Regions from separate parts of the Homo sapiens genome. Here region 2 is linked to region 1. The links are chromatin loops, found by intact Hi-C in ENCODE. Cell type or tissue: ascending aorta. All regions are shown on one strand. Each heading gives the region's core, and the rest is flanking DNA. Links, peaks and the distances in the headings are about the cores only. Region 1 overlaps LRBA (LPS responsive beige-like anchor protein). Region 2 overlaps LRBA (LPS responsive beige-like anchor protein).

Region 1 (4,408 bases), core at 235-4,234:
TTCCTGTCTTGGCCTCCTAAAGTGTTGGGATTGCAAGTGTGAGCCGCTGTGCCTGGCAACACCTTAACATATATTTGCAACCTAGTACGTAATCTTCTCATGTTTTTCTTCATTTTCATATAAACTTATGTATGTTGTAGGGAGTGAGTGTCATTGATTTACAAAAATAAAGTCATATAATATATACAACTTGGTATGTTTGTTTATCTCACTCCATAATATATTGATTGTGGATATCCAGCCAAGTCAACTCTGTGACTTTAATTCATTCTTTTAAATGACTGAAGAAGATACATCATAAATATACCACCATTTTCCCAGTGATTTGCATTGGATTTCAAAGTCTTATTTTCATTTTTTTGTCACTATGAAAAATGTGGGAATAACCATCCCTACATGTTGATGTAATAAAACTATTATTTCTATTTGTTATCCAAAAGCTTGTTGGGTCAAAGGCCATACATATTTTTATTTTTGATAAATAATTTTGGATTACTTTCCAAAGGGATTTTACATTTCATGCTTCTACCAACAATATACACTTTTGTCTGCACTCTTGTCAGCAAAATGTATTATAACTCTTAATTTTTTTATTGTTTCTGGGGTATAAATTATTTTAATGTCTTTTTTAGTACTACTAATAAACTTCAGCATTTTTAAAATGCTGGACATTTGAATTCTGTGAAATTCCTTTTATATTCTTTATCCATTTTCTATTCATTTTTTATTTTATAAGTATTGTATATTATAGTAACCCTTTATCATGAAATAGCTTTTTCAGATCTTTCACTATTTGACTTTATCAGTCATATTTTTGCCATTAATTTTACAATTTTACAAAGTTATAGGTATAAATATTTTTTAGTACTTTCTGAGTTCCAATTATGGTTTAAAAATTCTCTTGGCCTTTAGATTATATATGTAGTCACATGGGAAGAACAATAGAAAGGTAACTGTGTGCAAGCCACTGTACAGTCTAGGTGCTTTGCATATGTGTTGATCATTCCACATTAAGCTGTGCTATCAGCTTTGTGCATCACAACAGGTACTTAGCAAAAAAAAAAAAAAAAAAAAAAAAAAGAGAATAGAAAATGTCAGACTGAATTACAGTCTAATGTTTTAAAAAAATATATATTTGTTTTTATGCCATTTGCATATTGTTTAAGGTAGAATACTCCTTACTAGTCTTTGTTTTCATCCTTTTATTGACTATTTTCTGGTATATAGTTTGTAAACATTAAATAATTTTATGAAGCCTTTAAAAAAGTCCTATTGTCACTTTAATTATAATTTATAAAACTCATATACATATTGGTTTTTGGTAAATTTACATTTTAATGGTATTTTCTTACTATTATAAAAGTTTTTTGGGTGTTCAGATTGTACTTTGTGTTCCTCTAATAATTGTTTTATATTTTTTGTCCCATGGTCCCTCTCTGCCTTTCTTGTTAAAATTATTCCTAAGTGTGTAATGTTTTTCTTGCAATTATGAATGAAATTTTTTTCTAATTTCAATATTTGTGTCAAATGCTAAAATGGAGAACAAATATTAATAGTTCCCATGTTTATCTTATATATATTTCCGTTAATCATTTGGAGTACTTTGGATATTTCAAATGCATTTTCATCTTTCTTTTCAATGTTTATACCAGGTTTTACATTTTATTATTTCATTTATTACAACTTTTGCAATTTGACTGGTGATAATTATTATTGTAATAATAATTGCTAACCCATGCATAGTGCTTATGATGTGCCAGGCCCTGTTTTACTAGCTGTACCTACACTAATTAATTTAAGACAAGCATCTGAGGTGAGAAGCCTACATGACTGACCCCAGATCACATAGCTAATATTTGTTGTTGGTTTCTGGTAAAAAGTCTTTATTTTACGTAATATTTTCCACTCCTGTTTTACTAACTTTTTTTCTTTAGTGGTGGTTCCTGAATTTGATCAAATGCTTTTCAGCATCTAGTAAATGATGATGCAATGTTTTCCTTTTAATTTGTTGATATAAGGAGTAGATCTCCTGTTGTGGATTTCCTGGTATTGAACCACTCTTGCAATCCAAGAAAATACCCTCCTTGGTAATGTTATATTGTTCTCATTAGACATTGCTGGATTCTGTTTGCTTACAGATTACTTAAGAGTGTTGTATCTTTATTCAGTGATAAAAATGCTCTATTATTTTCCTTTTTGATAGTCTCTTTATCTCTTTTTAAGTTTTCAGCATTAACATTATGCTGGCTTAATAAATGAATTATGGAGCTTCCTATTTTTTCCCCAGTGGCCTAGAATAATTTTTTTCAACGGTAGTTTAAGGCGAGATAAAGGTTAGCTATGAACCTGTTCTGTGGGAAATTACCTAATGCAATGTTGCCTCCTAGTACACTACCAGGCAAGTCGTCCCAGATTTCACAGAACAGAAGGGCTCACAGATCAAATAAGCTTCTCAAAGCAGATGATTCATTAAATCAATTTAACATACGCAATAAGAAGAAATGGAAGAGAGTTGGGATAAGTTAATATACTTCGGATCGAATGCAAGCAGGTAGAAAGATCAGAGTTCTTGAGTCCTGGTTCATGTAACATTTATATGTCCTGTCTCTTTTTCTGCCTCGTATGCCTTTCTTTGATGTTACAAGTGCCAGAATTGAGGTTTGAGTACAAGGGAGACCACAGAAGGAAAGTGTTCCGGTCCAATGAAACACACCAGCTCTATTAGAGACACACAGCAGCAGCTATCCCTGGTCATAGCTGGAGCCAACCAATTAACCTGCTGAATAGTTTTACAAGTTTTTTTCTGCATTTCTTGTGCAGATAAAACCACAGGGGCCAGAGTGGGGCTATACTGGGTATTATCAATGGGTGGGCAATTTAAAGCCGGCATAGATATCATCCAGGTTGTCAGGAACTATGAAAGGGGCCCGGCATGTGGTGGCTCACACCTGTAATCCCAACACTTAAGGAGGCCAAGGCGGGTGGATCACCTGAGGTCAGGAGTTCATGACCAGCCTGGCCAACATGGTGAAACCCCGTCTCTACTAAAAATACAAAATTAGCTGGGCGTGGTGGCACATGCCTGTAATCCCAGCTACTTGGGAGGCTGAGGCAGGAGAATCACTTGAACTCGGGAGGCGGAGGTTGCAGTGAGCCAGGATCATGCCATTGCACTCCAGCCTGGGTGACAAGAGTGAAACTCCATCTCAAAAACAAACAAAACAAAACAACAACAAAAAAACTATGAAAGGTCTGAAATGCAAGCTAACAATTTATCTTGCCACAGTTTCTTAGATGTTGGCAGAAGACATAGGACAAAGGTTAGGGACAAAGACTTACAGCACAAGCAGAGTAAGCATCTTGTTAGTGTCTATTTCCCTCGCATCCCCAAGTTTCATGGAGTGACTTGTTGGAGATGCTATGGACTGATGTGTATTTCCCCAAAATTTATATGTTGAAGCTGTAACCCCCAGTGTGACTGAATCTGGAGATAGACTCTTTAGGAGGTAATGAAGAGTAAATGAGGTCATAAGGATGCGGCCCCAATCTGATAGGACTTTGGCCTTATAAGAAGACGATGAAAGAGAAATTCTCTGTCTCCACTATGTGAGGGGACAGGGAGCAGGAAGTCATCTGCAAGCCAGGAGGAGAGCCCTCAGCAGGAACCAAACTGGCTGGCAACTTGATCTTGGACTTCCCAGCCTCCAGAACTCCAAGAAATCACACCTGTTGTTTAAGCCACCTAGTCTGCAGTATTTTATTAGGGCATCATGAACAGACCCAGGTGGGTGCTGTGTTCCCAATGAGGACCCAGGTGGGACCCAGGTGGATGCTGTGTTCCCAGTGAGTTTACATCCCAGTTAAGCAACCTCAACTGTAGAGAACCTAAAATTTTTACAATGGGCAGTAAGATCTGGCCTCTGCCTTATAAAGCATCATTACCTTTCTTATACTGGACAGTAAACAAACCTGCCCATTGCTGTAAACTGAGATACTGTCTCTTCCAAGGCTATTAATTATGCAAACATCCTTGAAAACAGTGTGTCATATAAGATGGCAATTACTACTTTCCTCTAAGATCTGCAGAAATATGAGAGACCCAGCACAGAGGTAGTATGATTATACCTTGAGGTGGTCTTTCCATCCATCTGTAAATAGCACTTTTTTTGTGTGCCATCATACATTCAATGTATTCTGTCTTTGACAGGTCTTGCTGATTTCAAACTTTAAATTGACTGTACGTATTTAACATCATTTGAATTTTGTCTGTCTCTCATAAGCCACTTACTTCCTTACCTATACTTAACATAGCCTATGACTTTTTGCCTACATCTTGGAAGCTATTATGTTACTATTAATGTTTAATGTTTCTTTTGTGTTCATCTATCACATTTGTTTTCTTGTCTTC
Region 2 (4,408 bases), core at 112-4,111, 210 kb after region 1:
GATATAAGCTTATTTTTTAATGAAATGTTTTGGTGTCAACTTAAAAGGCTGAAGAAATTCAAAAGTGAACATCTTGAACATTTAGCAGCTAGAGACACTTGCTTTGAAGTCTGCTCTCCCTTAATCACAGGAGAAAAAAAGTACTATATTAGTTTTGCAACTTGAGATTGAAGTGAATCTGATTTTAAATTTATTAGAAGTAGGCTATATGCAAGACTGCCACTCATGAATGAAAACATGTATTTGACTTTTCCATCTGATTTAGATAATATTTCAGAATTTTATTTCTAAATTTTCAGCCTTCATAATAAGCCTTAGATTTATTAAAATCAAGAATTTTAAAAATTTAATGTAAATATTATCTTATATTTATTATCTTGAAAAGTTAAATACACTTGATATGCCAGTACTTGGGACCTTAACCTTTTAAGAAGTTTACAATGTATTACGGGTTAAACACATAACCTATTTAGGCATATTAATTTAATTTTCAGCTTAGTAGCCTTTTTTTCTTGAACATCGGAATTATATTTTATAATCGAAATATAAAAACTTATTTAAAGAAAAAGAAAGCCATGCTGAATATTAAGGGTAGACATTGTATGGCATTCATCTGTAGACTCTGTAGACATTTCAAAGGAAATATGTAAGCTAGAAATTCTAAAGATGGAATGGGGGTCTGTCACAGCTATTTAATTGTTTAGACAAGTTTGTGTGAATTACTACCACCATATCTGGTTAAACAAAGATTCTTAAAGGGTGAGGGCTGCTGGGCACGGTGGCTCACGCCTGTAATCCCAGCACTTTGGGAGGCCCAGGCGGGTGGATTACAAGGTCAGGAGATCGAGACCATCCTGGCTAACACAGTGAAACCCCGTCTCTACTAAAAATACAAAAAATTAGCCGGGCGTGGTGGTGGTGGGTGCCTGTAGTCCCAGCTACCTGGGAGGCTGAGCAGGAGAATGGCGTGAACCTGGGAAGCAGAGCTTGCAGTGAGCCAAGATCGCGCCACTACACTCCAGCCTGGGCGACAGAACGAGACTCCGCCTCAAAAAAATAAATAAATAAAAATAACAAAAAAGGGTGAGGGCTTTACTTTTTTTCTGACACCTTTACATGAACAACTGTTCTGTGTTTGAAGCCCTAGATATATAGTAAGTTTACTGGGTTCCTCTCCTTTGTCCCCAGTCATTACCATCTTGATTTCACCCTCAAGGAATTTTCATCAGAAAATTAAGACAAAGAATCACCTGGCTCAAATTGCAATCACAATATATTAGTTCTTTCATCATAATTTCCATATAATCCTGATTTGAAAAGGTAGAAGCTCTCCAAAGTGTCTTATATTGTCTTTGTATAGATCACTTAAAACAAGAAATACATTAAATCTTCAGTAAATCAGAAATAGGTTTTTATTAGTGACATCTAAATTATGAGTACTTTTACAGAAAAGCAACTAAGTTTAATTTTGAATCATATAGAGTAACTCAAGAAAGTGTTAAAATGGTTCCAAAAGGGTTCTCCTGGGCCTGCTTTAATCAGTAAACATGATTCATTTGTAATTTATAGAAGCCATTTGTAATGATACAGTGCCATGGTCCTCAAGTATTATTTGTTGAAATAGTTTTAACACATGCCTTTCAAAAATGTTAACAATTTTCAATTGTTTTTTTGTTGTTCTTGTTAGCATGCAAAGAAAACTGTTAGGTTGGACCATGTCAAATTATTATAAAATCTGAATTATGACCATCAGAGTTCATATAGCTTCGTTGTTTTACAAGTTATCTGTTCACTAGAATTTTTATTTTTTTAATAGCATTTTTAAAGAAAATTGTTTTGCATTACAGGAAGATTGATCCAAGTGGTGTTTGGCCATTGGGATGTCGTCACTTGCCTTGCTCGTTCTGAGTCATATATTGGGGGAAATTGCTACATTCTCTCAGGGTCACGTGATGCAACTCTTTTGCTGTGGTATTGGAATGGAAAATGCAGTGGGATTGGAGATAACCCAGGCAGTAAGTATGACTCATTTTTTAAGTAAACTTTTACAAGGATGTAGAGAATAACATTTTGCAGTAAAGTTACCTTTTTGTTATGGTAAAAGTGAGACAGGATTATCAAGTATTTTTTATTTATTATAATTTAAGAATGATCCAAATAGCCTCATTATCAATTTTGTGACCATTGATAATTAAAATCTAAGCATGAAATCTTATGTTTCATATTATAGGCTATTCTTATGATCCAAAAATTCTAGTTCTTCATTGGAAATAGCTGTCACCAAATAAAGTAGTTTTTATTCATGAAGATACAGCATAAAAGAGCAATCACATATTACCTTGTTTATTGAATTCATATTTTAAAAGAACAAAATAAAAATAATAATTTCATAGAAACAAACTAGTCTTGATAAAATTATGCTTTCATTTATGTATTAAAAAGATAAAACAGGTCATAAAAGGCCAATGTGGAATACTCAAATTGGCTCTTGGTTTTTCAGATGGGAAATGAAAATGTTCACCAACAGCCTTAAACATCTTTATGAAACTATGCTGAAGGCAGTAAAACAAAAAATGTGTAACCATTTAAAATTGTAATTCACAGAAGGCAAAAAAGGAAGCAGCTACCATTAAAACCAATCGCACACAGCTGCAGAAAAGAAATGGCTTTAGAAAAACACATTAAGAAGTAGGAAAAAACAATTAAAGGGACCACCTGAAAAATGAGAATTTAATTAAAATGATTATGACAACACTGTAGAATTCCTGCAAGAATAGCTTTAGATTTTTACTTCAGAAGGTAGAGCATTTTAACTGCTCTTAAATATTTACAGTTTCTTAATTTAAGGCAAGTTGCAATGTATTTGGTTAAGGAAGGATCACATTCTTCCTGATGACTTTACCTGAATACCCGGTCCTTGCTCTGTCACTCCACCCCAGATTGTGAAATGGTCTAAATATGTTTAAGTCCATCATATCTTGGATTGACTTCTCAAAGCTGTTCTTAAATGTATAATATTTGTATGAAAATGAACCTTTTTTTCAAAACATTTAGTCAAATGCTAGTATAATGTTAAAAGAAGTGTGTGTGAAGTATTTTTCAAAGCTGTTTCTTATTATGTACATTATAGACTTTGATGTGATAGGTAAATACAGTTTTTATTCAATGAACGTCTAATAGATATTTCCTGTTTTAATCAAAAAAGGGATAATTTCCTATGCAAATAGGATATGAAAAATAATGTTAAGCCTGTGATGCTATTGATAATACAGACTTTGTGATCAAATTGTAGTGTGTGTATATGTCGGGGAGTAGGTGTACATGTATTTCACATTTATACAGACATCTCTGTAATTACAATAGAAATTACAAAGATGCAAATTTCAGGGATTTTGTTTTTCATATTCTTTTGAAAAGTACCATGTTCTTTTCATCATGAACACAATATTCTGGTCCTTCTTCCTGTCTGTCCTCTTAGAATAAGTGACTCCTTTCAATTTCTTTTTTCTGGTTTCTGTAAATCCAGTTACCGAGATTCACTCAATTATCTCAGGCAAACCTATATTTAAAATTGATAATAAATCTACCATTTTGCTATTTATCTCAAAATATTTAAGAACTTTTTCTTGCCTTAAAAATGTAAGGTATTTCATGCACATAAAGAAATCTGAACACACATAGATATTTGGGTTCTTGGTTTCTTGTTTTATTTTACTTAATCATGTTCTCTATGTTATACACCGTCATTACCAATGTGTATTCTAAAAAGCAGCTAAAGACCTATTAGCTACACTTGTATGTAATTACTATTGCATTTCAGAAAGTTAAGTATGCCTTAAAGTTAGGAATTTTCAGCTCTTCGCAAAGGAAGAAAGTATGATATATATCATGATATATGTATACATTTAAATATATTTTCATATGTTTAAATACTTTGTAACTCAACCTAGAGATTGTTTTTACATGCATGGCCTTTAAAAAACGAATTAAGTAGGACTGAACAAATCCTGGGGTTTGTAGTAAAAAAAAAATCTAAGTTCCAAGCTTTGCTGTGGTCCTTCTGTCTTGTCTGTAAAATGAAAGCAACAACAGAACTGAGTTAAGGTGTTATCAGAAGCACAGGATGATTAGAGCAAATAAATCACCACAAAACACCATCTTGTTGGCATTAGAGTAAATATTATAATGTTATATTTTTCATAGCGTACTTCATCTATACCCTCTCATTGTCTGCAGTATGGTGGACATTACCTCCTAGTAATGCTAGCAATGAAAAGAAAAACAATAAAAGAATAATATAACAGCACATCTAATAAAAATTTTAGAAAATTGTAATGTATCTTGACTGAATTAAATTACCTTTCTCAAAGTGAACCTTATCCTTTCAAGCCCCTGTATAATGTCTGAT

Evidence for each region. A loop is a pair of places that touch in the nucleus more often than their neighbours do. Peaks named below come from ENCODE experiments on the same cell type or tissue, not always from the same donor. Only the 100,000 strongest peaks of a DNase experiment are listed, where the experiment ranks them.
Region 2: it touches region 1 in a loop (1.8-fold over the local background); 1 of 110 quality-filtered maps calls a loop at or near these places.

Annotation. Positions count from the first base shown.
Region 1 is chr4:150,512,890-150,517,297 of GRCh38, reverse strand. All of the region lies in intron 40 of LRBA (LPS responsive beige-like anchor protein), which reads left to right. Among named protein-coding and RNA genes, the nearest start is that of LRBA-AS1, 64 kb to the left of the region's middle. In ascending aorta, for the core only: no CTCF peak of the experiment used is centred there; no DNase peak of the experiment used is centred there.
Region 2 is chr4:150,300,232-150,304,639 of GRCh38, reverse strand. It overlaps LRBA (LPS responsive beige-like anchor protein), which reads left to right. Exons shown (of 57, transcript NM_001364905.1): 53 at 1,848-2,015. Among named protein-coding and RNA genes, the nearest start is that of DCLK2, 220 kb to the right of the region's middle. In ascending aorta, for the core only: no CTCF peak of the experiment used is centred there; a DNase peak (open chromatin) is centred at 1,929.